6 separate regions of the Homo sapiens genome follow, and regions 1, 2, 3, 5 and 6 are each linked to region 4. A link is a loop called in an ENCODE intact Hi-C map of the cell type or tissue named here. Cell type or tissue: A673. All regions are shown on one strand. Region 1 overlaps SERPINB13 (serpin family B member 13). Region 2 overlaps SERPINB8 (serpin family B member 8). Region 3 has its middle 15 kb from the start of SERPINB3. Region 4 has its middle 38 kb from the start of SERPINB2. Region 5 has its middle 300 kb from the start of PHLPP1. Region 6 has its middle 24 kb from the start of SERPINB12.

What was found. Peaks named below come from ENCODE experiments on the same cell type or tissue, not always from the same donor. Only the 100,000 strongest peaks of a DNase experiment are listed, where the experiment ranks them.
Region 1: a loop joins it to region 4, with 4 times the contacts of the local background. A loop is called at or near these places in 3 of 110 quality-filtered maps.
Region 2: it touches region 4 in a loop (8-fold over the local background); 6 of 110 quality-filtered maps call a loop at or near these places.
Region 3: a loop joins it to region 4, with 2.4 times the contacts of the local background. A loop is called at or near these places in 7 of 110 quality-filtered maps.
Region 5: it touches region 4 in a loop (8-fold over the local background); 7 of 110 quality-filtered maps call a loop at or near these places.
Region 6: it touches region 4 in a loop (7-fold over the local background); 88 of 110 quality-filtered maps call a loop at or near these places.

Annotation. Positions count from the first base shown.
Region 1 is chr18:63,588,289-63,593,288 of GRCh38, reverse strand. SERPINB13 (serpin family B member 13) reads right to left here. Exons shown (of 8, transcript NM_012397.4): 2 at 4,457-4,638; 3 at 3,574-3,633; 4 at 813-941; 5 at 318-435. The coding sequence starts at 4,621. Among named protein-coding and RNA genes, the nearest start is that of SERPINB13, 3.4 kb to the right of the region's middle. RefSeq lists an enhancer at 3,461-4,660. In A673, no CTCF peak of the experiment used is centred here; DNase peaks (open chromatin) are centred at 1,378, 1,788, 2,108 and 2,518; H3K27ac peaks cover 4,208 bases.
Region 2 is chr18:63,976,745-63,981,744 of GRCh38, reverse strand. It overlaps SERPINB8 (serpin family B member 8), which reads right to left. Exons shown (of 7, transcript NM_002640.4): 2 at 3,269-3,446; 3 at 1,807-1,944; 4 at 1-24. The coding sequence starts at 3,436. Among named protein-coding and RNA genes, the nearest start is that of SERPINB8, 9.2 kb to the right of the region's middle. In A673, a CTCF peak has its summit at 2,193 (motif pointing right); a DNase peak (open chromatin) is centred at 2,174; H3K4me3 peaks cover 420 bases; H3K27ac peaks cover 258 bases.
Region 3 is chr18:63,674,519-63,679,518 of GRCh38, reverse strand. No RefSeq gene overlaps it. Among named protein-coding and RNA genes, the nearest start is that of SERPINB3, 15 kb to the right of the region's middle. In A673, CTCF peaks have their summits at 2,589 and 2,794; DNase peaks (open chromatin) are centred at 1,778 and 2,768; H3K27ac peaks cover 1,484 bases.
Region 4 is chr18:63,847,685-63,852,684 of GRCh38, reverse strand. No RefSeq gene overlaps it. Among named protein-coding and RNA genes, the nearest start is that of SERPINB2, 38 kb to the left of the region's middle. RefSeq lists an enhancer at 4,349-4,458. In A673, CTCF peaks have their summits at 2,301, 2,507 (motif pointing right) and 4,337; DNase peaks (open chromatin) are centred at 2,514 and 4,364; H3K27ac peaks cover 1,105 bases.
Region 5 is chr18:63,009,596-63,014,595 of GRCh38, reverse strand. No RefSeq gene overlaps it. Among named protein-coding and RNA genes, the nearest start is that of PHLPP1, 300 kb to the right of the region's middle. In A673, no CTCF peak of the experiment used is centred here; no DNase peak of the experiment used is centred here.
Region 6 is chr18:63,515,748-63,520,747 of GRCh38, reverse strand. It overlaps a transcript of SERPINB12 not described here. Among named protein-coding and RNA genes, the nearest start is that of SERPINB12, 24 kb to the left of the region's middle. In A673, a CTCF peak has its summit at 2,125 (motif pointing left); a DNase peak (open chromatin) is centred at 2,107.

The DNA.
Region 1 (5,000 bases), 260 kb after region 4:
TGTGTAAACAGTTCTCCAGCAAGCGTTTCCGTGCATTTGGCTTCATGCAGTCCCCTCACTGGCTCCCCTTGGCCGCTCCACATTTGCTGAAATTGCTCCACCATCTGCAGTGCCTTCCCTACCTCCTAGGCCTGGGCTTGCCCTTCCAACCCTGCAAAACCTATCTCAAGTCCCTTCCCAAAGCTTGTGCACTGCATGGCACCCCACGCAGTGACAAGTCCAGGGCTTCATTCACAGCAGGTTGTCAAGAAGTGTTTTTTGTTTGTTTGTTTCTTTGTTTTTGTTTTTTTGCAATGAATGACCCACCCATACTCTACCATTTGTTTTGCTTTCAACCCAGGAATTAATCTTCTTTCGACTTTCATCGGCTGCATTTACAAAATCAACAGGTTCCAGAGATGCATGATAATATTTTTCAACATAATCTAAGTATTTCTTTAGGAGAAACAAGGAAGGAATAAAAAGAGGTTAAAAACTCAATTTATCAATTGCCAACATCTCTAAATAAATTTATGTATACATTAGGATGACTAATACAGTAAGAGAAATTTTAAGGCCCTGGGCATCTCACATTGAGTTCCTGCTGCACATTTTTATGCAGCTATTCTGGGGATGAGGCAAAAATCAGGTTCAGATTGCCAGGACTAAAAAGGAACTCCCTGCAGTTCTGAATATCTGTAGATCAGGATGGAAAAGCACCACAGGGATGTGGCCAGAGCCAGGCAGCACGACTTCAGGACCCATAGTCCTACCAGGGCCATTTGGCCATTCCAGAATACCACTCACAGATATGGTAGGCATGGCAAACTTACTTGAAGGAAGAGGTATGTTTTTTCTCCAAACAGCCTGTTGGTTATGTTCAGTTCATAATCATTAGTGAGTTTGCTTATTTCAGTCAAAAACTTTTGGAATTGTTGATGTACTGCTTCTGTGTTCTCAATCTTGAAAATTAAAACAAAATCTCAACAGGTTATCTTGGCAAAAGCAAGCCCAGATTCTCCCCTAAGAGGATGCGGCTGCTGGGTCTCTCCCTCCGTTTGTCAGCCTCAAGGGTGATCCCTGTGTTTGATGTGGCCCCTGGATATCAGGTAGCCTTTACCCAAGTCATATGATAATGTCAGTTATGACCAATCTCAGCTCCAGAGAGAAGCCTTCTCTGCCAGCCCAACACCACAGATCTTGCATTTATAACTCAAGTTGTGGGCTTTTTTGGTCTCAAATAAAAGTGCTCACTAAATGTTCAATAAGCTTGTTTTTAGCTCCCCACAAGATTCTAAGCATCTAAGGAAAGTAAGTGATTTCTCCGGACGATTCTTATCTATTGAAGTTTGGAAATTTTTCCAGATAGTGAATAAGAAGAGTGACTCCTAATGGTATGAGTCACTACACATTGGGCTGAAGTGAGATTTATCCTTGTCTCCAGGGGAAAAAAAAAATTTTCTGAATATTTTATGTAGGACCCATCAGTTTTCTGATTGAAGTTTTCATATTCTATGTTACCTTAACGACATATCTAGAATGTCATTATTTCAACATATAAATACAATAAATATTAATTACATATTAATATATAAGATACATATTTCAGCAAAAATAATACATGAAAATTAATATTTTGTATTCCTTTCTCATACTAAGTTCTTAAAATATAATATGCATTTTATACCTATAGCACATCTGGATTCAAACTAGATGTATTGCAAGTGTTCAATAGCCACTTGAGTAGCTACTATACTGGATAGCTTGGGACTGGATAAACTCTCACCCAGGCAAATTAGGAGGCTGGCATTAAAAAGGCCATTTTTGCATTGTTTGTAGAAGGAAGGAAGGAAGGAAAGAAAAAAGGAAGGAAGGAGGGAAGGAAGGAAGGAAGGAAGGAAAGAAAAAAGGAAGGAAGGAGGGAAGGAAGGAAGGAAGGAAGGCCGGCCCCATCAACAAAATAAATGAGGAAATAGCTATAAAAATGAATCAAATAGAGCTATAAGTATCCCCTTAAAATAGATGAATCTTATAAACATGATGCTAAGCCAAAAATAATCAAGTTCCAAAGAAGAATGACAAAAATATATGGCATGTAATGAAATAATAAATACGTGGGAATAATGAACACCTAATCCACAATAGTGGGACTTCCTCTCTGAGGAGAGGATGGGGGCGTGCTCAAGGAAGGTGTTATACATCAGCCTAAGGGGCATCAGCTGATTTGGTAATAGTTTATTTTGTACACTTAAAGGAGGGGTTAAAGTGTGTTTATTGCATTTTTCCTTATACCTTTTGTACATATGTCTTGAGATTTTATCAGCATTTTTTAAAAGCAAGATTCAAAATACTCTGAATTTACATAATAATCAAACGGGTACATGCCAAGCCAGTCTCTGGGCAAACTATTAAATGAGGAGATTGGAGTAGATGACCTCTAAGATGTATTCCAGTGCTAATATCCTTTCAGTCAGTAATTCTATTCTCTTCATACCCCTGTGGCTCCCAGGAAAATTCTGGGGAATGGGCAAAACTGCTAGACAGCATGTATGTGTAAGCTTTGCCTTACACAAAGCTGAAATTCAGTTTCCACCCCAGTCATCTAGCCCTTCACATAGGAGTAGGGCAGCTATCCAAAAGAATGAGCTGTTTTCTAATTTGCACAAAGGTTCTACATGGGCTATCATGGCTGAGAAAGAATGTGCTCTGAAGACAACTGCACTTCTCAGTTGAGGGAACATTGCAGTGGCCATATGACCCAACTTGGTTGCGCAAACCCTGAAAGGAAGCCTGACCCTCCACAGGAGCAACTGAGCCACCCACACGACCTAGCCTTTTGGGGTTGTGAAATGAGCAGCTCCTATTGCTGGGTGATCTGAGCCATGGTTTTATGAGGGTCTGGAATTGCACTATGACTACTGTCAGAGCAGCTGTGCCCTTCCTGAGAGTGCTAACGTCTGATCCTAGCCCCGACCTAATGGGCTTATTCCTTTCCCATATTTGAGTAGACTCTCCTTTGGATGGCGAATACAGGAACACTGGAGCTGGAAAAGACCTCAGGAAGTCATTGGGCCTGTAATAATTTTTTAAATACAACATCAGCACGGGGTTAAAAATATGAGTGGAGTTTAGCAATAATATCACCTACTGCTACTACCACCACCACCACTGGCTCAGTTGCCAGATGCCCCTACTGCGGACTTTACAGAGGCTGAAAGAAGATAAATAACTTGCCCAAAGTAGCATCGCTCTTAAGTGACTGAGCCAGGACTTGGACCTAAGTCTGTTTAACTCCAAAACCCATCCACTCTGCTATGGGAACTTTTCTGTCTATTAGCCTTTACCAGTTCTATCATAGCGGTATTGTCCATTACACCTAAGGTCTCTTCTCAATATTAAGGGGTTATTATTATTGTATAATCCTTACAACAATATTTGTCTATGGTGATTATTATTGCTTAATAGTAAAGCAACAATATTGCTTTCATGCCTTTCTCAGTCCTTTTCCCCAGAGACCCCACACCTAAAATGCAACTCTACTGAAGTTTGTAAAACACATCTCCCCACCTCTTTTCCTTCAGCCTTTATTCTTACCACCTCTTTTTCTTCAGCCTTTATTCTTGAGCTCTTCGTCTCTTTTTCAGAGTGAAACACCTGGAAGAGATAGAAAATATTACTGTGGTGCTCAGAGAAGAGAAAACCTCACACAGAATCAGTCAGGGGAGAGTGGACGCTTCTGAAAGAAACCTCGGTGGTATATGAGGTGACATTATCTCCTTGCAAAATCAGAAAAAGGTCTGCGTTTACCTCTGATTTTTCGTGTGTGTGTGTGTGTGTGTGTGTGTGTGTGTGTGTGTGATGGAGTTTTGCTCTTTTGGCCAGGTTGGAGTGAAGTGGCATGATCTTGGCTCACTGAAACCTCTGTTCCTGGATTCAAGCGATTCTTCTGCCTCAGCCTTCCGAGTAGCTGGGATTATAAGCACCTGCCACCACACCCAGCTAAGCTCATGCCTGTAATCCCAGCACTTTGGGAGGCCAAGGCGTGTGGATCACCTGAGGTCAGGAGTTCAAGACTAGCCTGGCCAACATGGTGAATCCCCTTCTTTACTAAAAATACCTCTAATTTTTTTCTAAGGAACTCGTATTGGCTTATGTGTTCCTGTGTTCATCTTGGATGTGTCATTTTTACCCTTGTGGGGATTATGTCACTTTTTCCATAAGTACTTGGACAAGGTTACGCAACCAGTCTCTACTCAAAAAAATTTCAAGCATCTGGGAGCAGGTGGCGAGATGGTATTTGGAAAAGGAAGAGGGCTTTCCTGATAGACCTGAAATTGCTCCTTGTCTTGAAAGTCTCTGTTTCCTGGTCCACAGGTCAAGAAGAGCGTATTTTTAAGATAATGCAAGAGGGCTGACAACCCCCCCGCCAAATGAATTTGTGCATAGGAAACAAGGAAGCCCCCTGACTGCGCCCAACCTCCTCCAACTGGGAAGCGGTGGCTCCTCGGGTCCCCAGGAGGACCATGCCAATTGCAGTCAAGATGCCCACAGGGGAAAAGAAGATGTTGCCATCATTTGTTTTCTTCAGCTCTTTGAAAAGATCAAACCCAAGTCGAGTGCTGACGGCGCCAAGTGAATCCATGATGATTTTAGCGAGACCTAGAATAGCAAGAACAACAATCAAAACTGAACATTTGAATTACTCTGTGTCAGGGGAATCCTTTCTGCTTCTATTCCTCTTCTTGCATCGATCCGGAATACAGGGATTTCCACCCTTTTGGTGAAAGGTCGCTGCTGCCTGCTTCTCACGTCCTCTCTTGGCCTTCTCTTGCTGGGAGACATCCATCAATCTACTGGAGTCTTCCGTCATCCGGTGGTGCTCAGTTCTTATTTCCCCGCGGAGCAGGGTTAATGTTTTAATGGCTTTATTCTCTTGCTCTCTGTCTGACCCTGCCTGTCTCTGCCTCTCCACAGCCTCCTCTTCATGGAAGCTTCCCCAGGTAGACCCAGCCCTTGTCCAG
Region 2 (5,000 bases), 130 kb before region 4:
CTTCTGACAGTATTCTTTAAAGTCCTGCAAACACAAAACACTGAGTTTAGTCTCATTTGGTAAAGGTTCCCACAAATGCAAAAGCATTTTGTTTTCTCTTACTGCATTTCTACAATAAGTGCTTGGACAGGTCACACTCCACTTCAAGGTGCATGCGTGCAATTAACAAAAATGTATGGGCCACCTATTCTTGCCTGGTACTGGGCAAGGTGCTTGGCTTGAGGAGGTCCACAGCCTGAGAAGAGGCAGCTGAGACACCCAGACACTTACAGGACATCATGAGCTGCCACTATCCACAAAACATCACAGGAGCATCCTTGTCAAACGCTCTCCACTGACTTTAATATTGCTTCCCTCACTAGGCAGTCTAACACACTTTTACTCATTTTGCATCACCAGCACCAACTACAGTATTGTGGTTTTGGTTAAACGAGAGGCTTTATAAGGGAACTAGATTGTTAAGAAATCGTGTTGAACTGCAAAGAAGGAAATAGCATTTTAGATCTGGGTCATATGGTTGGTTGGAAGAATACAGAGCAAGGAAGGCCCCATGGGAATGGAGCGTGATAGGCCTGGATCATAGGGTGTGTGTGCAACTGGGTTCATACGTGTGCATGCGTGTGAACATCTGTGTGCATGAGTGCACATGTGTACATGTGAGTGCTTGGGCACCTGCATGTGTGTGGATTGCATGCATGTTTGTGTGTGTGTGTACATGTGTATGTGTGTTTGTGTGTATCAGGGAGGGGATTAAGGGAAACAGTGGCAGGGGAAGAGCCTTGAAATGTAAGTTGGGGTCCAATCAGAAAAGTCCTGTACCCAACACATTAAAACCCAGATAACTTACCTCACAAAAACCTGGCTTTGGATATAATAGGCCTGGAAACTGGCTCCCAGCCTCTGTCCATTCCCTGTTCTCAAATATTTTAATTTCAGCCAAAGAAAGAGGATATAGAGGGAAGGAGGAGCCAAGCCACCAGGAAAAGTAGAGGTTGGCTCCCTGTGTCCCAAGTATTACAACAGTAGTAGATCAGGCTGATGTTCAAAAATGAAATGGATTCATCAGGAGATTCCTGGGATCCAGAGTCACCTTCTGAGGTAGATAAACCCAGAGCAGGCAAATTCCGGGAACAGCACCCAGCAGCTACCAGGACAGGGATGTATTTGAGCCTTAGAGGAGTCCTCTCAGAACCTCCAGCCAATAGGATGGCCAAGCTTGCTGCAATCAGTTCACTAATTTTAAGACAACATCACCCTGCATATCAGGTGGCATGATTTTTGAACCTCACTGATTGCATTATGCCAGGCTGGACTAGGGAACCTTGGAATTATATGCTGAAGTAAATAGAAACTGCTTAGATTTAAAACCTCAATTTTATGAACAGATTTTCATTTTAGAAAGACGATTGTGTCAGTTGTAGGTGCAATTCAGAAGAGGGCGGGCAAATTTAAGAGAATTTGAGAGGCTACCTCAGCAGGAGGCAGCCGAATAACCACACTTGGGACTGGGGAGGAGCTCTGTACAGCGTGTTGAATGATGTGGTCACTCAGGGACAGGGAATTAAGGGGGAGAAGCAGGGCTGCGTGCAGGAGAATTGACATATTGGGATTGATAACAGGGATGGGTGTATCAGTAACAATTTACAAAGGACGTAATTCAGAAGTCATCATAAAATCTAAAATTGTAATTTCAGAAGTGTAATTCCAAGCACGTTTTAAGTCAGTACAGTTATACTTTATTATCTGCTCTTCTGTAGTCTAACTTACTTTCAATTTCTTTGTCATCAATATGTGAATACTACTTACTGGAAGGAAATCACACGTCTTTTCTCCAAAGAGTCTGTTGGCAGTTCTAAGCAAGTACTGAGTGCCAGTTCTGTTAACTTCACTGAGAAGTGACTGGAAACCTCGGTGAATATCTCCGTCTTTGTATAAACAAAGTGCCTGGGAACAGAAACCAACACTGACTTTTAACGCTGCCATTATACTCTCCCAAAGAGCTTTCTCCAAACAAACCTCTGTACTAAAAAAACCACACAGGATCCTACTTTAAAAAGGTTTGGCCTAATTGTCTAGCACAGGGTTTCTCAACGTGGGCAATGCAGCATTGACATTTGGGGCCAGGACACTTCCTTGTCTCATATAAGCATTGTAGGATTTTTGCAGCACTTCTGGCTTCCATCCACTAGATGTCAGTAGCACCTCTCAGTTATGGGATCTAAAACTCCAGGTCTTCGCAAGGGTCCCCAGGAAGGAAAAATTCACCCACCGACCCCTACCTCCCACCCACCAGGTGAGAACCACTAGTCTAGCAAATTTATTCATGCCAGCAAGGCAGTGTGCGATAATTCAGGGGGAAGGCAGAACAGAAAAAAGTAAGTAACTGGGATGAATTACAACTCGGGTAATACAAACAAAAGCAGCAATAAAACTAAAAATGTTTCATCTGCAATTTTACAGAAGTTCTCCAGACCATATTATAAATTAAATGTCAAGTCAGAGTGAGAATTAAGGTTATTCCTATATCTCTCGATCACCCCCAGTCCAAAGCCTCACTCCTCCAATCAGTTGAAAGAAACAACCACAGAAGGATGTCAACTGGGGTCCCTGGGTGCATTTTAGGAGACTGTCTATACACTCCTGATATTGGTGGCAAAATGATATCCATTTGGCAATTATCTGGGACATCTTCACCAATAGTCAGAGAACTGTTCCTAAAGCATTATCCCACACCTCGTTTGTAGATAAGGTCATACATCACCATTTTGAATCAAACAGATTATATATTCCTCAAATCACTCCAGAAGATATAAGTCCACACTTGTGTTACATTCCTCTTCTAGGATGCATAATCATGCACTAAAATAACCCACTTAACAAAAAGTTAATCTACGCACCCACATGTCTATTAAAAATATAATGTTAGCAAAAGTTTAAAATGTAACAAAATTGGAATATTTTGCTTTCTTGTGGGACAGAATTATACTTTATCCTACTTATCAAAGATGTGAATTTGCCAGACTGTATTGATGATCTGATCTAGAGAAAATAACTCTATGGCTTGACTTCTCCCATAAACATCAGAGGAGATGATCTGTCCAACACATTTCACCTTTCTACCCCTTTCTGCTCTTCTCCACTGCCGAGCTGCTCCTCCTTCTACCTCCAGCTCCACAGGCCTCAGCTAGAGCAAAAGTACAGAAAGACAGCTGTATGGAAGCACAAGGGAAACACACTGTTCTCCTTCCTTTGTGACAAGCACACATACCTGGGACATCTGGGCTGCAGTGCTTCCCTTTGCCCCCATGAAGACCATGGCCAGGGCAGAGGAGATGCTCATGGGAGAGAAGAATACGTTTCTTGAGTTGTCCTCTTCCCCCAATATTTTAAATAAGCTGATGGCAAAAGTGCCATTTGCTTCACAGAGGTCATCCATCAGAGAAGGTCTGCATCAAAGGCACAGCAGGGAAAAGCACATAAGCCAATGACTCCGGTAGCCACGCAGTCATTCATCCCCCAGTCAGTGGACGCTGAGGTGGTAGGTGGAAGAACCACCCTCCAAAGACTTCCACTCCTAATTCCCAAAACCTGTGACTACATGATCTGCCCTGGCAATAAGGACTTTGCAAATGGTATTCAGTTAAGTATTTTGAGATCTGAGATTATCCTGAGTTATCCCAGTGGGCTTAATGGAATCACGAGCGTCCTTAAAAGAGAGAGGCAGGAGGGGCAGAGTCAGAGACAGAGACATGAGGACGGAAGCAGAGGTCAGAGGGATAGGGGCCACTGATGAAGGAATGCAACCTCCTCGAGAAGCCAGAAAAGGCAAGGAACAGATTTTCTTCTAGAGACTCCAGAAAATAACATTGCTATGCTGTACCATTTTGGACTTAGGACTTCCAGAACCATAAGATAATAAATGTGTGTCATTTTTCAGCCACTAAATTTGTGGTAAAGTGTTATCACACCAATAGGAAACAAAAACACTGGTTTATTCATAAAATAGCCAATCTCAGGGCCTATGACTTGTATCCCTCTTAGCAACAGGGGCACAGACACCCTGCAACACCTGCTTACTTCCTCCCTTGGTATAGCAGCAGCCAAAAGGTCTTTGTGCGGACGGGTGTGGTGCCTCACACCTGTAATCCCAGCACTTTGGAAAGCCAAGGCAGGCAGATCACTTGAGGTCAGCAGTTCGAGACCAGCCTGGCCAACAAGGTGAAACCCCATCTCTATTGAAAATTCAAAAATTATCCAGGCATGGTGGCGGGCACCTGTAATCCCAGCTACTTGGAAGGCTGAGGCAGGAGAATCACTTGAGCCCCAGGAGGTGGAGGCTGCAGAGAGCCGAGATCACGCCACTGCACTCCAGCCTGGGCAACAGAGTGAGACTCCATCTCAGGAAAAAAAAAAAAAGATCTTGGTGCCAGGCACTGTTTTCAGCACTTTCCATTATCACCCAATAACACATTGAGGTCAGTATAGTTATTGCCCCACTTTAGAGATGAGAAGACTGAGTGAGGTTTAGTAACTCATTCCAGAACCCTCAGGTAGTCATAAACGCCTGGCACCCACAGTTTGATTCCAGAGCCTGAATTCTTAATCATTACACAAAATCCCCCTATTGCTGCTAATTATCTTTCAGTTTAATGTCTCCAATATAATCTATAAAGAATGTTCTAAAACTTATATATGTAATTCTTTATCAATAAAAACTGTATTTCTGTCATCACTTCCTGTGAAAACAGCTAGATACATTTCACCAAATTTGGAGGGTTTGTTTGAGATAGGCTGGCCTGAAATATGAGGCTACTGGAAAGACAAAAAAAAAAAAAATTACTTTTTAAAGTGACTCCAAAAAGATGCCCCATTTTCCCCAAGAGTTGCTGAAACTGGGTTACGGAGTTGCAAAGAAAGTCCATAGGCATGGATATAAAATATGAAGCCCTAATCTTGTCATCGAGGGAGCACTTTTAATTAGATGCATTGATTTTTGGATC
Region 3 (5,000 bases), 170 kb after region 4:
TGGATCACTTAAGCCCAGAAGTTAGAGACCAGCCTGGTAACATAGTGAAACCCTGTCTCTACAAATAATAATAATACAAAAATTAGCTGGATGTGGTGGTGCACACCTGTAGTCCCAGCTACTCAGGAGGCTGAGGTGGGCAGATCAAGGCTGAGGTGGGCGGATCACTTGAGCCCAGGAGGCAGAGATTGCAGTGAGCCCAGATCACACTACTGCACTCCAGCCTGGGCACCAGAGTGAGACTCTGCGAAAAAAAAAAAAAAAAAAAAAAAAAAAAGAAAGAAAGAAGGAAATATCACGGTTAATTGAAAAGGCTTTTATGAAAATTCTCCTTTAGGCCCGGCGCAGTGGCTCACACCTGTAATCACAGCATTTTGGGAGGCTGAGGCAGGCGGATCACAAGGACAAGAGATTGAGACCATGCTGGCCAACATGGTGAAACCTCATCTCTACTAAAAATACAAAAATTAGCTGGGCGTGGTGGCACGTGCCTGTAGTCCCAGCTATTCAGGAGGCTGAGGCAGGAGAATTGCTTGAACCTGGGAGGCGGAGGTTGCAGTGAGCCAAGATCGCGCCACTGTGCCCCAGCCTGGCAACAGAGTGAGACTCTGTCTCAAAAAAAAAAAAAAAAAAAAAAAAAAACTCCTTTATTTTCAAACCACATATCTCTGTGAAGCCATATATTCTTCAACCAAAACAACATATTGCAACAGATTGAAGGCACATGCAGATACATAAATCTAGCAAGACATAATTACACTAAATCAAACATTAAAGAGATTTGTAAAAATGTAAAACAATGCCTTTTTTACCACTATTTTTTGTATACTGGAAAACATAGCTTTTTAAATTAAAAATGTGTCATTTACATTAACATGCAATGGTTGTAATGTTTTTTAATATTAAGATGTTATTTTATAAGTTTATATTTAAACTTTTTCTGCTTAAATTTCTGATGGAGTAAATATCATTAGAAAAATGCACATAAACAAAAGTTCTTTGAGATTTCCTTAATAATTCTGAAGAGCTTAAAGGGGTCCTGAAACCAAAATGTCTGGGTACCTGCTGTACTGTACATTTCTGCTGCATTTAGTATGCTGAACATTCTCTTCTAGCTTTCATTTCTCTTCTCTCATCTTCCTCAGTGCACCATTCCAACTCCTTTTCCTCTTTCCAACATCTAGTTTTCCCCTAGTTTTCATCCTTTGCTTCCTTATTATTATATTATGTCTTCTCTCTCTCTGGGTGACCTCCACCACTCACATTATTTTAACAACGTCCCAAATAGATGACATCCAAATATGTATCTGTAATCTGATTATTTTACCATACTCTGTACTAGCAAAACCAGCTACCTACATCTTGATGTTTCTTAAAAAGCTAAACTCAAATATTCCCAAACTGAGCATGTGAGTGAATGGTACCATCATTAAATCCTACCACGTAAGTCAGAGATCTGTGAGTCATCCTAGATTCCTTTTTCCCCTACCTCCCTCATCCACTACCAAGCCCTGTAGTTTTTGCTTCTTAAATATTCCTCCTTCCGTGGATTGCGTTAGCTCAAAATCTCATGACCTAGATACATTATTGCAAACCTTCCTAATGGGCTTCCTATTACTCCCTGTTACTACTGGTCCCTCGTTTCTCAAAAAAAAAAAAAAAAAAAAAAAGTCTGTAGTTATTATCCTGAAATACAGATCTATTCATACCACCCACATGCTTAAAACTCTTCAGTAGCTCCCCAGGGCCTTCAGAAAAAAAACTCAGGTCTTTCATCATGACACAAGAAGCCTTCATTATTAGGCAATTTTTCCTTCCCAGTCTCATCACCCTTGTGAGTGTCTCTTCCTGCATTTCTTGCTTTAGCAAAACAGAATTATTTGCTTTTCCCCATCACAATTTGCGTGTCTCCTCCCTTTGCTGTAATGCATGCCATCTCAGACTTAACCACTTGTTGAGCTCCTATTCATCCTTTAAACCCTGAGAAGTTCTTCCCTTCCTCTGAAGAGTCTTTTGGATTGCATGAATGTCAGTTCCTGGTTTTTCTATTTGTATTATAGTTGTGCAAAATATTGTTATTGGGGGAAACTGGTAGAAAATTTCCTTATACATTTTTTGGCAATTTCCTGCTAACCTATAAGTATTTCCAAGTTTTTTAAAGATGTTTATAGATACTTCCCATTTTATCACACCAAATATTAGAAGATGTGTATTCAAGAGTTGAACTTTGATAAAATCTACAATACTTATTGCTTCATCAAGAACATTCAGAAGTGAAAAATGACGTTTTCATATATGTGTGGCAGTGAGGAATCCATGGCTACCAGCCCAGTTTGGAGCCAACATGCCCTACCTCATGCTAAATTACAGTAGTCCTAGCCATCACTTTTGCACCATCAGCACAAATCACAACACAGTGGAAAAGGCAAAAGTGTTTTAGTATTATTATAAAATTGGTTGTGTTCTTGTGGTCTCAGAAACTCTCAGGGATCCACAGATCACACACAGAGAATCTCTGATGGGAAAGACCAGGGTAAACTTAAGCAAAAACTATATCATTAAATAAGTCCACATTCTTTTTCATAATCAGATGAAATTGCTTCCTTCCCCATGCTATTGAGGAACGATGTTATTCTCTCTCCCATGATCTTCTCCCCCTTAATAACTTTAGGGATGAGGAGAGGAATCTTCAGCCTTGCTGTTGCCTTAAAGTGAAAAAGCCAGAGCCCTTTCTTGTCCCCAGGAAGTCTTGTGCTGTTGAAGTGCTATTGCAGCCACTGCCACACGGTGTCACAGGCGGTGTGGCCAGCAATGTGCTGCACCACACCAAGTTACAGGTGATCTCTGAAACCTTTGCCCAAGAACACGCTATAACTTTTTTCTATTTTTATGAAAAGCATATATTCCTTGCACATTTCCAAGCTGATAGCTAAAATGTTGCCCATAATATAAATAATTGCAGATGATTTAATTCAGGCAAATTGTGAGTTCTGTTGTTTTAAAATAAAACAGTTCCATCATTCTTTACATGCATGCAGTGAAATCTAACCATGTGAGATCCACCATCGTTAATAAATACACATGAAAAACCTATGAAATACACATGAAAAACCTCTTGAACATTCAGATATTTTACATCATTCCTTTTACCTCGGTGTTATATTTCCACTTCACTTCCTCCAAAGAATTTTCTTCTAATTTAATATACTTTTACATTTGAAAGTATTTTATTGATAACCTTGCCATATTTCTCTGAAATGAAAGTACGTACATGCATTTAAAATACAAAATGTTCTTATGACCCATGGTCATTTTTCTATATGTTTAAAAAGTTTCATCTGGATTCAGTTATCACTATACTTGTTGTTAGTGTACAATTGAAAATATATATATTTAAATTTTGATAAATAATTATTAAACATAAAAGCTAATTTTTTCTGTAGTTGCATCTCTTAATGAAGTGAATGAGAACAAAAATTTTTCTGTGGTCTTTCATTCAGGACAATTTGGTAGGCAAAATACTTTTTAAAATGTATTGATTCTGCATCTTAGATAGCATCTTAGATCTTAATAATAGGAGATTAAAACATTAATCATTTTATAAGATAAAATATAATAAAGATGGCCTGTGATATGAGTAAACATTTCATGGTAAAAACTGTCATCTTACTTGAGCATTAGGACAAATACTTAGTGCATGCAGGTCTTAAAACCTAGATGACGGGTTGACAGGTGCAGCAAACCACCATGGCACATGTATACCTGTGTAACAAACCTGCACGTTCTGTACATGTAGCCCAGAACTTAAAGTGAAATAAAAATAATAAAAATAAATAAATAAAAACTATCTTATTTGATAAAATAGCTCTTATATACTTATTAAATAATACACAGCACTCTTGAAAGAAATTATAAAATGTAATGGGTTTTATTCAACGTAGCTTAAAAATATATACTCAGTAAAACATCCCAGTTAAATTTAAAATAATCAGTCACATAGTATATACTGCTTTACCTGATTGGGTATTTTTCTTATACTAGGGTTAAGTATTAAGAAGAGTAGAAAGGAATTTGTCACATTTAAATTCATTGGCAAAAAAAAAAAAAAAAAAACACCAGGTAGAGTATTCAGTAGCTCTTGTAGATGTTCTTTTGCTTTGGTTTGCAGAGGGATGCAATTTGACAAAAGTCAAGGATTGGAGGAGGCTGAGGTATGAATGGAAAATTGTCATTACTCCCACCACTGCCCTGTAGGAGAGGAGTCCCCTCTCACATTTTCCTACCTACTTTTCTGCAGTTTTAGTTTACTATGGCAAGCTTCTAGTATTTTGGTAATTTTTTTAAAGTAGTAACTTTTAAAGAAGCAAAGCTAAGCATCCCTGGAATAATATTATAAATCAAAACAAATATTGACCAAATATTCAATTTAATGCAGTGGTTTTCAGGAACAATTTTTTAACATAAACTATAATTAATGTACATGATGTTAGAGATGACACCCCTGGGACAAGGTCAAGGCCAGGAGTTTTCTCATGCAGCAACAGAGAAGTACTCATAAGTATAGGAGTAGGTTTCATCCAGCCTGGGCAACTGAGGGACTGAAGGGGGTAATGGTGGCTGTTCCTGGAAGTCCTGGAGAAAGTTATGTTAAAGGCAGGACCATTTCCAGGAAAGCAGAAGCTGGTTCTAGAGGCGATGAGATGGGAAGAGTGTGATGAGGTGACTGGCTCAGAAATTTGGCTCAGAGGATGGCGCTTAACAAGTCACCTCTCACCTAAAATAGACCTTGGTAAACCTCATTTGTCAGTAAGTCCCTACTTCAGGCAAGGCGCTAGAGACTTCTCACTTAGCCTACCGTTTAGGCATAGACAATAACTAAGAATCCATTTTATAAAGAAAAGATCACTGAAGAACCCTTAAAAATAGACAATCAAACATAGTATGTAACCATCCCTGGATCCCATTTGGTCCTCAAGAAGCATTGATCAAAATGTCAAGCA
Region 4 (5,000 bases):
TGGGGAGAAACCTTGGACAATACCTAGGCTTGCTTGGGCAGAGGTCCTTGCGGCTTTCCACAGTGTATTGTGCCCCTGGTTAATCGAGAATGGAGAATGGCGATGACTTTTACCAAGCATACTGCCTGTAAACATATTGTTAACAAGGCACATCCCGCACAGCCCTAGATCCCTTAAACCTTGATTTCATACAACAAATGTTTCTGTGAGCACAGGGTTGGGGCTAAAGTTACAGATTAACAGCATCTCATGGCAAAACAATTGTTCAGGGTACAGACCAAAATGGAGTTTCTTATGTCTTCCTTTTCTACATAGACACAGTAACAGTCTGATCTCTGTTACAGCTTCTACAGAAAATCTAATTACGCTATTTCAAACAATAGGACAATTCTGCCCATGGTTTCCAGAACAGGGAACTTTAGATCGAAAAGATTGGGAAAAAATTGGCAAAGAATTAAAACAAGCAAATAGGGAAGGTAAAATCATCCCACTTACGGTATGGAATGATTGGGCCATTATTAAAGCAACTTTAGAACCGTTTCAAACAGAAGATAGTGTTTCAGTCTCTGATGCCCCTAAAAGCTGTGTAATACATTGTGAAGAAGAAGCAAGGACAGAGTTCAAGAAAGGAACGGAAAGTTCACATTTTAAAAATGTAGCAGAGTCTGTAATGGCTCGGTCAACGCAAAATGTTGACTACAATCAATTACAGGAGGTAATATATCCTGAATCATCAAAATTAAAGGAAGGAGGTCCAGAATTATTAGGGCCATCAGAGCTTAAACCACAAGGGCCATCAACTCCTCCTCCCGCAGTTCAAATGCCTGTAACATTACAACCTCAAATGCAGGTTAAACAAGTGCAAACCGTTGGGTCCCTTTCCTGGCCAGCATCAGTTTTAAAGTTACCGGGAACTGCTATGCCTCAAGATCTCCCTGTTTTCTGGTGTGATCTCAGCTCACTGCATCCTCTGCCTCTCAGTTCAAGTGATTCTCCCTGCCTCAGCCTCCTGAGTAGCTGGGATTACAGATGCCTGCCACCACATCTGGCTAATTTTTTTTTTTTTTTTTTTTAGTAGAGATGGGATTTCACCATGTGGGTGAGGCTGGTCTCAAACTCCTGACCTTAGGTGATCTGCCCGCCTCGGCCTCCCAAAGTGCTGAGATTATATGGGTGAGCCACCGTGCCCGGGCAAGACCTATTGTTTTCATAAAAAGAAGAAATATGTTATCAAATATCTCATTACTCCCAGCACAAGCCCTGTTTTATCACTCACAATCAACATATAGCAACCGTTTGCCTAATTCTTCCCTACCTTTGGATTCCTAGCTCACCCTTTGACCTTGTCTCCTATTGATGCTTCCCTGGTGCTAACAGTGGCTTCTCTCCATTAGATACAATAGTTTCTGACAATCTATATATGATTAGTGCATACCTTGCATTATTCTTGAAAGACAGCATTAGAAATGGATTCCACCTAAATATACTGTCAATAGGAATAATCTCCTATACTAGACTAGACGATGTCTAAAATCTTACCATCAATGCGGCCACAGTCTACTGTCTCTGCTAATCCACGTCTAAATCTAGGACATGACTGTGCGGGGCTTAGTATTACATTCTAAGAGAGTTATCCTGTTCAGCACACAGATTAAGGCCACACCACTGTAAGAGGGGAAGCAATTTCAATGAACATGTCAATCACTGGAAAGTGAAGGAGGTGCTAAAACAGAAAATACAGTTCAGAGGTAACTATGAGTGAGGGGGGAGGGAACTGTATTTCTCTCTAGGTCCAGCGTTGAAGACATTTAAATGCCTGGATTTTTGATTGTGTGTACTAGGTATTAAGAGTCACCCTGACTGTGGAGGAGGGCCCGAGATCAGGATGGGACATGTTCAAGCCCCAGAGTGCAAGCATATTTTGTAAGATATCATCCAGTTTTACATTGTTCTGTTTGGTTGACTCCACATCCTTTAGTTAAGTCTCCTTAAACAATTTCTATTTTGTCTCATCATACCTCAGAGAATTAAAAGGAAAATGAAGTTTGGCAAACAAGAATTATTTTCTATTATCAACCCTAAAGAAGCCGAATTTTATTTTTATTAAGGAAATACAGTACTTCCATACTTGATTCTCAAAGAGCATTTTCTGATTTTTTTCATTGTGTTATCCGACTACAGTCCCCTTGTTTAAAACCTTAAAATATTCTATTATTTTCTGTTGTAACATTTATTATAATAATAGTGGTAGAGTTCATGGTGTTATTTTCTTTATTTCCCTCATTGGCTTGGTAACTATACGCTATCAGAGACCAAGTCTTCTTTCATTTCCTGCAGCATTTCAGTATTCTCAACTGATGTCAATAAATAATTAAGTCCCGCATATTGTGTAAAGCAGGATTTCTCAACATCAGCACTGTTGACATTTTGGGCTGGGTAATTATTTGTTGTGGGGCTGTCCTTTACATTGTAGCATGTTCAGCCACATCTCTGGCTTCTAACCACCGGATGGCAGTAGCAGCCCTTCCCTACAATTCTGACCATCAAAGATGTCTCTAGACACAGAGCCAGATGTCGCCCAGGGGCAAAATCACCCTTAGTTGAGAACCATGATCAAGAATATTGCAGCATTCAAAATGCTTTCAGGTTAAAAAATAAAGAATACTGCATCATTCAAAATTCTTTCACAAAAAAAGATGATTGTTAAAAGTTGAATGATAGTAGTGATAAATAAAAATCTGGCTTAAATTGATTGAATCATGTAATTTTCAAACATTTATTTTGGCAATTTCCAAAAGCCTCAAAATAGATGGAAGAAAGGGAAGTAGCATTAATAGATCATACCTACTAGGCACTAGGCACTTACCTTACAGTGATTCATCTAATGATCCACAAAATGTAATGAAATAAGTTAATATCAGGACTCCAGAGAAGGGTCTGTTTTCTGAGGTATTCTCCACAAAATGTAATGAAATAAGTTAATATCAGGACTCCAGAGAAGGCTCTGTTTTCTGAGGCATTCTCCACTGACCATTCACCATTAGTGTAATAATTTTTAAAATAGCATAATAGTTAAGCCCATGGGCTATAGTGGTAGCTAGAGGGTTCCAGGCCTGGTGTTGCCATCTGTTAGCTGTGGGACTAGGGCAAGTTATAAGCACTCTGTGAGCTTCAATTTCCTCACCCATGAAGATGGATTTAATTATAGTACTCCCTTCATAGGTTTTGTGAGAATTAAGTGACATAATGCATACAAAGTGTTTAAAACATTGCCCAAACCTTAGTACCCAATAAATATTGCTTCTAAAAATAAAATTAACTTTACATCAAAAGGAGCACACCAATTGCAAGCACCTAAATAGTAAGACATAACCCGATTTCAGAGACTTTAAAAATACCTTAAGCATTTATCTGATAACTCATGTTGTTGTCCATCTTTTCATGTGCTTATTGGCCATCTGTATATTTTCTTATGTAAGGTGTCTGCTAGAATATTTTGCATGTGTTTTAACTGAATGTTTTTCTTTGAGTTTATTATTTTGAATATAAGACCTTTATCTGCTATATGTGTACAAATATTTTCTCCCAATTTCTGATTCACCTTTTTGTTTACTAGGAAGAGCAAATGTTTTTACTTTTGATAAACTCCAATTATCCTTTTTTTCATTTATTATCTGTGCAATTCATATTTTAAGGAATCCTTGCCCAGCCAGATCTCACAAAGATTTTCTCCCGTATTTTCTGCTAGCAGTTCTAACTTTTTACATTTAGGACTATGATCCCTTTCAAGTTAAACAAAATGTGGTGTATCCAGACAGTGGAATACTACTCAGCAGTAAAAAGGAGTAAGTTACTGATACACACAATTTAATCTCAAAATTATTAGTCTGAGTAAAAGCAGCCAGACACAACAGAGTAGATGCTGCATAATTCCATTCATAAAAACTTTTAGAAAATACAAACTCATGCATAGTGACAGAAAGCTGATTATTGGTTGTCTGTGGATGGGGATGGAGGCAGAGTGGACTTCAAAAGGGGATGAGGAAACTTTAGGAGGTGATGGAAGTGTGGCATCTTGATTGTACTGCTATGTTTACAACCGTCAAACTAATAAAATGGCTTACTATAAATATGTGCAGTTTATTTGATGTAACTTATACCTCAATAAAGTTTTTAAAACCCATTTAAGATCAAGGAGATAAAGAATTTTGCTCAAGCTAGTTGGTGCAGAATTAAGATCCTATATTCACATCATGCCAACCCCAGCACTTGTCTGACTTCACGGCACCTTAATGTTCCACAAACGGTATCTAATGTTGGCTCTCAGTGGGTAACAAGCAACTCCTGTCCTCTAGAGGTCAGGCTTGTCCAGGAAAATAATTCCAGAAACTGGTAAATACACTTGCTCACTTGAAAGTAGCCTTACACTATGTTGGAGGAAATACTTTGTGTGTGTGTGTGTGTGTGTGTGTGTGTGTAATTTGCATAAAAAAATTAGTGTGGTTTAGTATGAGACCCTATCCCCACATAAAAAAACCCCACATTTCCCTAGAGTAAGGATGATGAGAGTTAGCATTTTATGGAAAGATAACCTGTTCAAGGAGTCTGAAAAGGACCTTAAATCAGGAAAACCTGGTTCTATGCAGATTTTAAGCCAGAAGCACTGTAGCAAAACCCAGGTACCCTGAGCTATATCGGTTATTTTCTTCCAGAAGTGAAAGTTGGAACAATTTAATAAAGAGCAATAACTTATTACGGATCTATTAAATGCCTGGGCTTGTAGTAGGTGCCTTACACGTGTCAGCATACTAATCCTGACAACAACCGTCTGAGGCTAACGCTAGCCCTACTACTTTCACTGGGGAGGAAGCAGTTGTCAGAGAGGCAAATAACGTCTTCATGTTCCCAGTCAGTGGAGCCTTGTTGCCTCCAAAACCTAATTCACCACTGCGAGATATTACATTTTTATTTTAACAAGACTAAGCCCTAACTGAAATGTA
Region 5 (5,000 bases), 840 kb after region 4:
GGATGGTGATTGCCAGAGGCTTAGGGGAGAGATAATGGAGAGTGTTTGTTTAACGGATACAGAGTTTCAGTTTGGAAAGATAAAAAGAGTTCTAGAGATGGAGGGTGGTGATGGTTGCCCAATGATGCAAATACACTTACTGACATTGAACTGTATGCATAAAAATGGTTACAATGGTTAATTTTGTTATATGCATTCTACCACAATTTTTTTTAAAAAGGACTTGTTATAAAACTACAGCAATTAAGACAGTGTAATAAAGGCATAAGAACAAATAAACCAATGGAACAACATAGAAAGTCTAGACACAGGCTTACACACAAGGTCATCTAATTGATGACAGTAGTGACAATGCAGTAGAATGAGGAAAACCTGGCCATTTAAAAAAATGATGTTGGGTCAATTGGTTAACCTTATGCAGACAAAATATGTCTTAACACCTAATGCACACCACACACAGAAATCAATTCTGTGTTGTAGATCTAAATGGAAAAGATCAAATACTAAGCCACCTAGAAGAAAACATAGGGCAATATCTCAAAGCACTGACCTTAAGGAAACAGATTGGTAAACTAGACTTAATTGAAATAAAAATATTTTTGTTTATCAGAAGATCACATTAAGATGAAAGGGCAAGCTTTGGAGTGAGAGAAGATATGTGTAATACACACACTCAACAATGTATAAAATGCCCTGCAAATCAATAAGAAAAAGACAGCTCTCAAGAGATCGAGACCATCCTGGCCAACACAATGAAACACCATCTGTACTAAAAATAGAAAAATTAGCTGGGTGTGGTGGTGCATGCCTATAGTCCCAGCTACTCAGGAGGCTGAGGCAGGAGAATCGCTTGAACCTGGGAGGTGGAGGTTGCAGTGAGCCGAGATCGTGCCACCACACTCCAGCCTGGGCAACAGAGCGAGACGCCATCTCAAAAATAAAAAACAAAAAAAACCAAAACAACTCAACAGAAAAGTGGTCAAAAGACTTGAACAGGGACCGCACGTGAGAATATACCCCAATGACCAATAAACACATCCAAAGATGGTCAACATCAAAATTAAACTACAAAAAGACATGGCAACAAAACACAACACAGAGTACCACAGGTTGATGAGATTTTGGAGCAACTAAAACTCTAATGTATTGGTGAGAGCATAACTCGGTACAGATAGTGTTTATCTATGTCTCCTATAGCTGAGAGTATGCATGCTTTATGGCCTAGAAATTCCACTCCTGGGTAACAATCCAACAGAAATTCAGTATGAATGTGAATAGCAATGGCATTCATAAAAATCCCAAAGCAGAAATTACCCAAATGTCCATTAACAGTAGAATGGATAAATATATGGTTGTATATCCACAGAATGAAATACTATACAACAATGAAAAACACAAACTACTTAACACATTACATACGGGTGGATCTCACAAAAAAAAAAAAATGTCAAATAAAAGAAAGGCAAATAAGAAAAGAAGATGATCCTATTTATATAGTCCAAAACAGGCAAGAGTAGTCTGTAGTGTTGGCAGTGAGGAGGATAGTGGTCCCTTGTATGGGTGGTGACTAGAGGAGACATGAAGGAGGCTTCTGGACATATAGTAATGGTGCGGGCTACACAAGTGTGTGAACTTCATGAAAATTCTTACTGGCAAACGAATAATTTGTGCACTGTTCCTTATGTGTGTTAATGTTCAATACAAAGCTTACTTTTAAAAGGTATATATTCTATATAATTCAGCCCAAAGACCACATTTTACTTAATGGAGAAACACTATACGTAGCCTCACTAATAATAATAATAGAAGAAAGACAAGGTAGGCCACATGTCCATATTCAATACTGCATTGGGGATAACCACCAATAAATCAAATAAGAGAAAGCAATTAGAGGAATAATAACTGGAAACTGAAAGGTAAAAGTATCTCTGTTTGTTGATGACATGACTATATATCTGGGAAACAAAAAATTAATGGAAAAACTACTACGAGCAATAAAGGAATTCATTACAAATAACAGAAACTTAGCATCCGGAAAACAATAGCTTTTATATATTTAAACAATGATCAATTTATAATGTCAAAAGTATTTTAAGTAAAATAGCTTGACATAAACATAACGTGAAATGTGTAAAACCCATATGAGAAGACTATTATATACTCCTGAAGATATGAAAGTACATTTGAGGAAAAGACACGTATTTTTTTGAATAGACTCACTATCTTAAAAATGTTGACTCTCCCTAATTTATGTATAAAATCAATGTGGTATTGGGGTTTGTTTTTGTTTTTTCCTGGAGCTAGCCAAGTTAATTATAAAGATCATATGGAAGAAATATCAGGCAGGAATACCTAGGAAAATCCCGTGGAAAAAAAGAGTAATATGTGTATGTTGGAAAGGGGAGGTTACCAGATATTAAAACATAATGTAAAATCCTTATAATTAAAACAATGTTGTATTGGCATATGAATAGTCCAATTAAATAAAATCAAAAATCCAGAAATAGACTAAACTACACAAGGAAATATACCATACTATGAAGGTAATGTCTCAAATCAGTAAAGAAAGAAAACAATTTTTAATAAATGATGTTTGAACAACTGAATAACTATATGGGAAAAGATACAATTGAATCTGCTTATCACACTATACTACAGGATAAATACCAGAGTAAGCCACACAAATCCCAGAGGAAAACATGGGTAAGTTACTCTACTACCAGGAAGCAGCCACATGTCTCAAAATCCAGAATTAGTGAAAGAAAGACATTTATAAACTTGACTATATTAAAAAAAACTTTTACATGGCAAAAAATAACATAAGCATGGACATTAACAGAATAATAAAAGAATATAAACAACTCTATGCCCCAAATTTGATAACTTGGATGAAATAGACCAATTCCGTGAAAGACACAATCTACCAAAACTCATACAAAGAGAAACAGATAATCTGAATAGGCCTATATCTATTAAAGAAATTGTACAGTAATTAAGGATGTTCCAAAACGAAAAGCACCAAGCCCAGACGGATTTGCTGGTGAATTCTACCAAACATTTAAGGAAGAAATTACACCAATTCCTTGCAATCTCTTCCAGAAAATAGAAGCGGAGGGAACACTTCCTAATTCATTCTGAGGCCAGCATTACCAGCATACTATAGCCAGACAAATATTACAAGAAGAGAAAACTACAGACCAATGTTTCTCATGAATGTAGATGCAATAATTCTCAGCAAAATATTAACAAATCAAATCCAACAATGTATAAAAAGAATTATACACCACAATTAAGTAGGATTTATTCTAGTTATGCAAAGCTGGTTCAACATTTGAAAATCAATTAATATATCACACTAACAGCCTAAAAAAGAAAATCATATAATCACATCAATAGATGCAGAAAAGCCATTTGACAAATCCAACATCCATTCATGATAAAAACTCACAGGAAACTAGAAATAGAGGGAAACTTTCTCCATTTGATAAAGAACATCTACAAAAACCTACAGTTAAAATCATACTTGATGAGAAACTAGAAGCTCTCCCACTAAGATCAGCAACAAAGCAAGGATGTCTGCCTTCCCTACCTCTAACCAACATCATATTGGAAGTCCTAAATAATGCAATAAGACAAGAAAAGGATATACAAGATATGCAGATTGGAAAGGAGGAAATAAAACCATCTTTGCTTGCAAATGACATGTTCATCTATATAGAAAATCCCAAAGAACTGATAATAAAACTCCAGGAACTAATAAGTCATTACAGCAAGTTTTCAGGATACAAGGTTAGTATACAAAAGTCTATCGCTTTCCTATATACCAGCAATTAACAAGTGAAATCTGAAATTAAAAACACAATACCATTTACATTAGCACCCCCAAAATTAAATATTTAGGTATAAATCTAACAAAGTATGCACAAAACCTATAAGAGAAACACTACAAAACTCTAATGAAATAAATCAAAGGATAGCTAAATGAATGGAGATATATTCCATGTGCATAAATACAAAGATTTAGAATTGTTAAAATGTCAGTTCTTTGCACCGTTATTTATAGGTCCAATGCAATTCCAATCAAAATTACAGAAAATTATGTTGTGGCTATCAACAAACTGATTCAAAAGTTTATATGGAAAGGTAAAAGACCTCAAATAGCCAATAGAATACTGAAGAAAAACAAAGTCAGAGGGCACTACCCAGCTTCAAGACCTACAACAAAGCTACAGTAATCACTACAAGGTGGTATTGGTAAAAGAAGAGACAAATCAATCAATGGAAAAGAATAGAGTCTAGAAATAGACCTATATAAATCTAGTCAGCTAATCTTTGACAAAGGAGTAAGAGAAATTCAATGGGATAAAAATAGCCTTTTCAACAAATAATACTAGAACAACTGGATATTCACATGCCAAAAAAAAAAAAAAAAAAGAATTTAGACATTGACTTTACGCCTTTCACTAAAACTAATTCAAAATGCATCATAGACCTAAATACAAAATGCAAAAATATAAAGAGAAAAATATAGAAGAAAATCTAGGTGAACTTGGGCTTGGTGATTACCTTTCAGCTTCAACACCAAAAGCATAAGCTATAGGAGAAAATTTTGATAAGGTGGACTTTATTAAAATTTAAAACTTCTGTGAAAGACACTGTCAAGAGAATGAGAAGACAAGCCACAGCCTGGGAGAAAATATTTGTAAAATAAATAAATATAGGACTTATACCCAACATATACCAAAAAAAGAAAACTTCTTAAAACTCAACAATAAGAAAACAAACAACAAAATAAGTGGGCATCTCACCAAAGAAGATATAGATGGCAAATAAACATATGAAAATATGCATAATATCATATAGAATTAGACAATAGCAAATTAAAATAAGATACTACTACCTATCTATTAGAATAGCTAAAACCAAAAACACTGACAGCATCAAATGCTGATGAGAATGTGAAGACACAGGAGCCCTCATTCACTGCTGGTGACGATGCA
Region 6 (5,000 bases), 330 kb after region 4:
CCCACCCCTACCCACAACTGGGCTTCAAGATGCTTAGCTTCTACCTATCAAACTTCTCTACATTTTCTCCTCTGTGGTCTGGTTTTTCTACCACTGTCCTGGTTTATGCCTTCATTACTTTTATTCTATATCAGAGTCAACAGCCTCTGATCAGCTTTTCTTTCTCCTACTGAGTCCCCCAATTTCATTCAGTCTGTCTCCCCCTTGCAAGGACACCTGTTGACTCCTCAGCCAGCATGAAGGACAATCTCCTGGGGGTGGATGTCCAGCCTCTCCCCACCATGCATCTGTGACTCATTCTCCACTGACACATGCATTTCAGCTACACAGCCTCTTCTAGGCTCCCAAACACACCTTGCCCTTTCACTGTTCTTGCTTTTCCTTTCCTAGAAATAGCTTCCACCCCACCCTTAACCTGCCTGAGAAATCGTCATCATCCTCTAGGGCTGGGCAGAAGCATGGCTCCTGCCACCATTGTCCCGTCCTGGTAACACTTGTTCTCTGTGTGCTCCACAATTAAGGCATTACCAAGCCTGCACTGGGTGTGAGGCCATGCCCTGCTTATAGGGAGTAGGCCCAACCGAAAGGAAAAGGTTACTCATGGAACCTGTCTCTGAGGAAGAGCAAGAGCCTCACACCTGAAAACAGAGCTGAGGGTGAAGGCCCTGGTTTGGACTACAGAAGATTCCCAGGGGCAAAGGGACAGATTCCTGATGAGCGCGTTTCACATGGGGTACCTGTTCTAGAGATAGGCAGGGAGCTAAGAAGCAGGCACCAAGACAGGGCATCCATGACAATGAGCCAGCCCCACGGGGCTGAGTTTCCCAACACAGGATCCTTGGAAACTGCCTCAGAATCACCCGTGATGCTTATTTCAAAATACTCATTCTCGAGCCTACCTTAGATAATAAGTCAGAACCTATAGAGATGGGACCGTGGAATCTGCATTTTAACAAAATTCTCAGGAGATGCTGAGACATATGAAATTTTTAGGACTCCTAGAATGAGGGATGAGGCATCTCGTGACAACAAGAAACACATGGCAAAGTTACCAACTCCCAGCCTTCAGGGCTGGATTCCACCCAGAAGACCTAGTTCCCTAACATGAAAGAGGCTCATGATTTTCAACAGTTAATTGCAATAATGCACCAAATGGTACTGGAATCTAGGAAACCAAGCTAGGAGGGCAGTCCATTGGTATATCAGACTGAGAGGGACAGAAGGGGCGGAGTTGAGGCAGAAGCAAAGAACAATTAGCGAAAGTTCAAGAAACAAAGTGAGGATCAAAGTACCAGTCCCTACCTTACAGGGTTTTTGTGCTACACATAAATGTGGTTGTGTATATCAAGCATCTAGCACATGGCTGGTACAGAGTAGATCCACAGCAGATCTCAGCTGCCCTGGGATTCATTCCACTGATTTTTCCTTTTATAAGCACTTTGCAGAGCCACTGTTGAAGGTCTTAAGGAAGCTAAACTAGGGTGGTCCCTGTCTCCCGGCCCCACACACCTGGTGCTCACAGAGCCACATCAGGTAAGTTGGGGCTGAGTCCCCGGGTCTTACCTGTGGACGGATGCTCATACGGGTAGAAGTGCTTTTGGGCAGTGCCTTGCTTGCTCCTACTCACCAAGACCCAGTACCACCAGACTCTATGAGCCTCGTATTTCAGTGTCCCCACCCTGAACTGTGAGTGGTAAATCATAGTCACGCCGGGTGCAACGTGAGTTCTAGAAAGACGGAAAGTAAAGTTTCAATTAAGCAAGATGAATAGATTCTAGAGATCTGCTGTTCAACGCTGTAATAATATATTGTTATTATTATTACAGCTGATAATAATATATTGTTGTACACTGAAAATTAGTTAGGAAGTTACACCTCATATTAACCGTTCTTACCATAAACAAATTTTTTAAGCTTGGGGAGGTGGCCTAGAATGAAACGTTAAGGAATGTTGCAGAGTGTCTTGGTGGCAAGGAGAAGAAAGCACTTCAACAACGTCCCCATAGCAGCAGGGGCAGAAGGTCTAAGGCAGGGCGGGAGTTCACAGACCTTAAAGAAAAGCTGTAGCAACTGACCGTTCCAGGCCCTGAGCAGCACTGTTATAATGTGACGGACAGCGCCATCTAGTGGAAGAGAAAATGAACAGAAGTGACCGATTCTCTTAAAGGTTGATGATAACATTGCGTTTGAGTCGGAAGGCACCTTAACAGTTAATATTTTACAGAGGAAACATAGAGACTAAGTTTGATTTCCCCACAGATTAAGCCAGTTCTCAAGTGACAGAGCTGTTTCCTTCTCAGCCCTGACATCCACCCAGACAAAGAAGCAAACTCTATGGTGTCAGGGTCGAGACAACAACCAGAAAAAACTTCATACCTAGCAAAAATAACACCTCTCCTGAGGCCAATGGAGATGAAGAAAACCTGAAAAGCTCCTTTCTGGAGAGCATTTTTACTATTCCGCCCTGTTATATAGAGAGCGCGACCATATAATTATTCTTCCACACCAGGACAATTCTGAAAGGGAAAAGGGCATCAAAAATAATTACAGTTATAGAGCTAAAGTTGCATAGATAGATGAAATCTGAATTGACAGCTGCTTTTATTTTACCGGCGGACCTTTAAAATCGTTCTATACAAAAAAAAAAGTTTTCAAAACTAAAATTCTCTTTTTTTTTTTTTGAGACAGAGTCTCGCTCTGTTGCCCAGGCTGGAGTACAGTGGGGCAATCTCAGCTCACTGCAACCTCCACCTCCCGGTTCAAGCGATTCTCCTGCCTCAGCCTCCCGAGTAGTTGGGATTACGGGTGTGCACCACAACGCCTGGCTAATTTTTGTATTGTTAGTACAGACGCGGTTTCTCCATGTTGGCCAGGCTGGTCTCAAACTCCTGACCTCAGGTTATCCGCCCACCTAGGCCTCCCAAAGTGCTAGGATTACAGGCGTGAGCCACCGCGCCCGGCCCTAATAAAATTCTCTTTTAAAATAGCATGTGTCTAGCTAGGCGCACTGTTTCACGCCTGTAATCCTAGCACTTTGGGAGCCTGAGGCCGGTGGATCACCTGAGGTCAGCAGTTCGAGACCAGCCTGGCCAACATGGTGAAATCCTGTCTCTACTAAAAATACAAAAATTAGCCGGGCATGGTGGCATGCACCTGTAATCCCAGCTACTCAGCAGGCTGAGAGAGGAGAATCGTCTGAACCCGGGAGAAGAAGGTTGCAGTGAGCTGAGATCGCCCACTGCACTCCAGCCCCATCTCAAAAAATAATAATAATTAATTAATTAAAAATAAAATAAAATAGCATGTATCTGTACACACTAAGCAAAATGTGAAAAAACTTTTTGTTATCTCAGTGTGAAAAAAACACAAACAAACAAAATCATTATTCTTGTATAATCTCAGGTATTTTAGAAATCCTGGTCTCCAAAGCTGTCACTACAATTTTTCCGAAGAATTTAGTTTCTCAATGTGCTGTATTATTTTTAATTCTTTTATAAAATTGCCAGAAATCTTCTTCAAAGCTCATTTTATGATTAACGAAATTGGGGTTGTTAGAAGATAGTCTTTCAGTAGATGCTGAAATACCTGCTAAGCTCAGAGCAAATTCTACATAAGGGATATTGTTGATTAAAACTTTTCCATAATTTAATTCTTAAATAATCCAGCTCTAATATTGTCACAGCTATGGTTTCTTTGCCTCTATTCAGAGAAAATGTTTTCAAAAAGCCGGAACTTGTCAAATAAGTTATCTGTTTATGATTATTTTGAACATTTCACCAAGTTTAGAAAGTGCAAAATTGAGGACCTTGGTTTCATTCTGTACTGGTAAAAAATACATATATATATGAAGTTGTCTAATTAAAAGTACAAATCCTATCAAAAGATCCCTCCCACGAGTTGAAATATTCCAAAATGCAATTATAGAATTTCAAAATTAAACATCACACACGTTTGAACTCTTATTCTTAAATTTGTTCAGCTCCCTCTTTCTTTCTTTGGTGATTAATTTATATGGCGTCCTGTCTGCAGGCTTTGTTTTTGATAATTTTAATTAGCTAAAAGCAGCAAAAGCTGAGGTTTTCTTATGCTCTGTTTCATAAATGCTTTGTGTAGACACTTCCAACTGATTTTGAGGGGAAATGCAATGAAAAGGTAAATGATTGGTTTACTAAAAACAACAAAACTTTAATACTAATATGGGACATGAGTTGATTCATAATATAGTTTTTCAAAGATTCCGACACTTCTAAAACCCAACTGATGAAGGCTTCACAAAAAACTGCAATTATTCTGTACATACATTTAAAAACTTGTACAGAGGACCCTAGAGATTAGTAAGGGATGGAGGGGAGATAGAGATTTGTTAAAAAATACAAAATTACAGTGTTCTATAGCACTGTGGGGTGACTTCAGTTAATAATAATATAGTACAGGCCTTCTAATAGCTAGGTGTATATTGAGTGTTCCCAACACAAAGCAATGATAAATATTTGAGATGGTGGATATGCTAATTACCCTGATCTGATTACTACACATAATATGTATCAAAACATCACGCTATACCCCATAAATATATACAATTGTTATATGTCAATGTAAAAAATTAAAGGAAAAACAATTTCTAAAATAAATAAATGTTCATACATTTTTACAACTGTAACCTCTATTTTTGTAAAATAACAGTGTATTTGGACACAATTATGAATTTTATGAGCCCTACAACCAATTCCAAGTTTATTGCTGACTTAGGGGATTTTTTTAATTTAGAAAAGAAAATGTGTTCATTATAACAGTGACATTGTTTTCCTTTTGTAGAGAAACAAATGATGAAAAATAAATGCATATTTTTGAAAAGTGGAAAAAAAACACTGACATTACCAAAATTTCTATTTATGTTATCACTATAGAAATAAGTATTATCTTCAATTATGAACCTTTAAATTTACAATTAAATTCGTAATAGTGTCAGATGTTTCTCATTTAATAGACAAATATTCCAG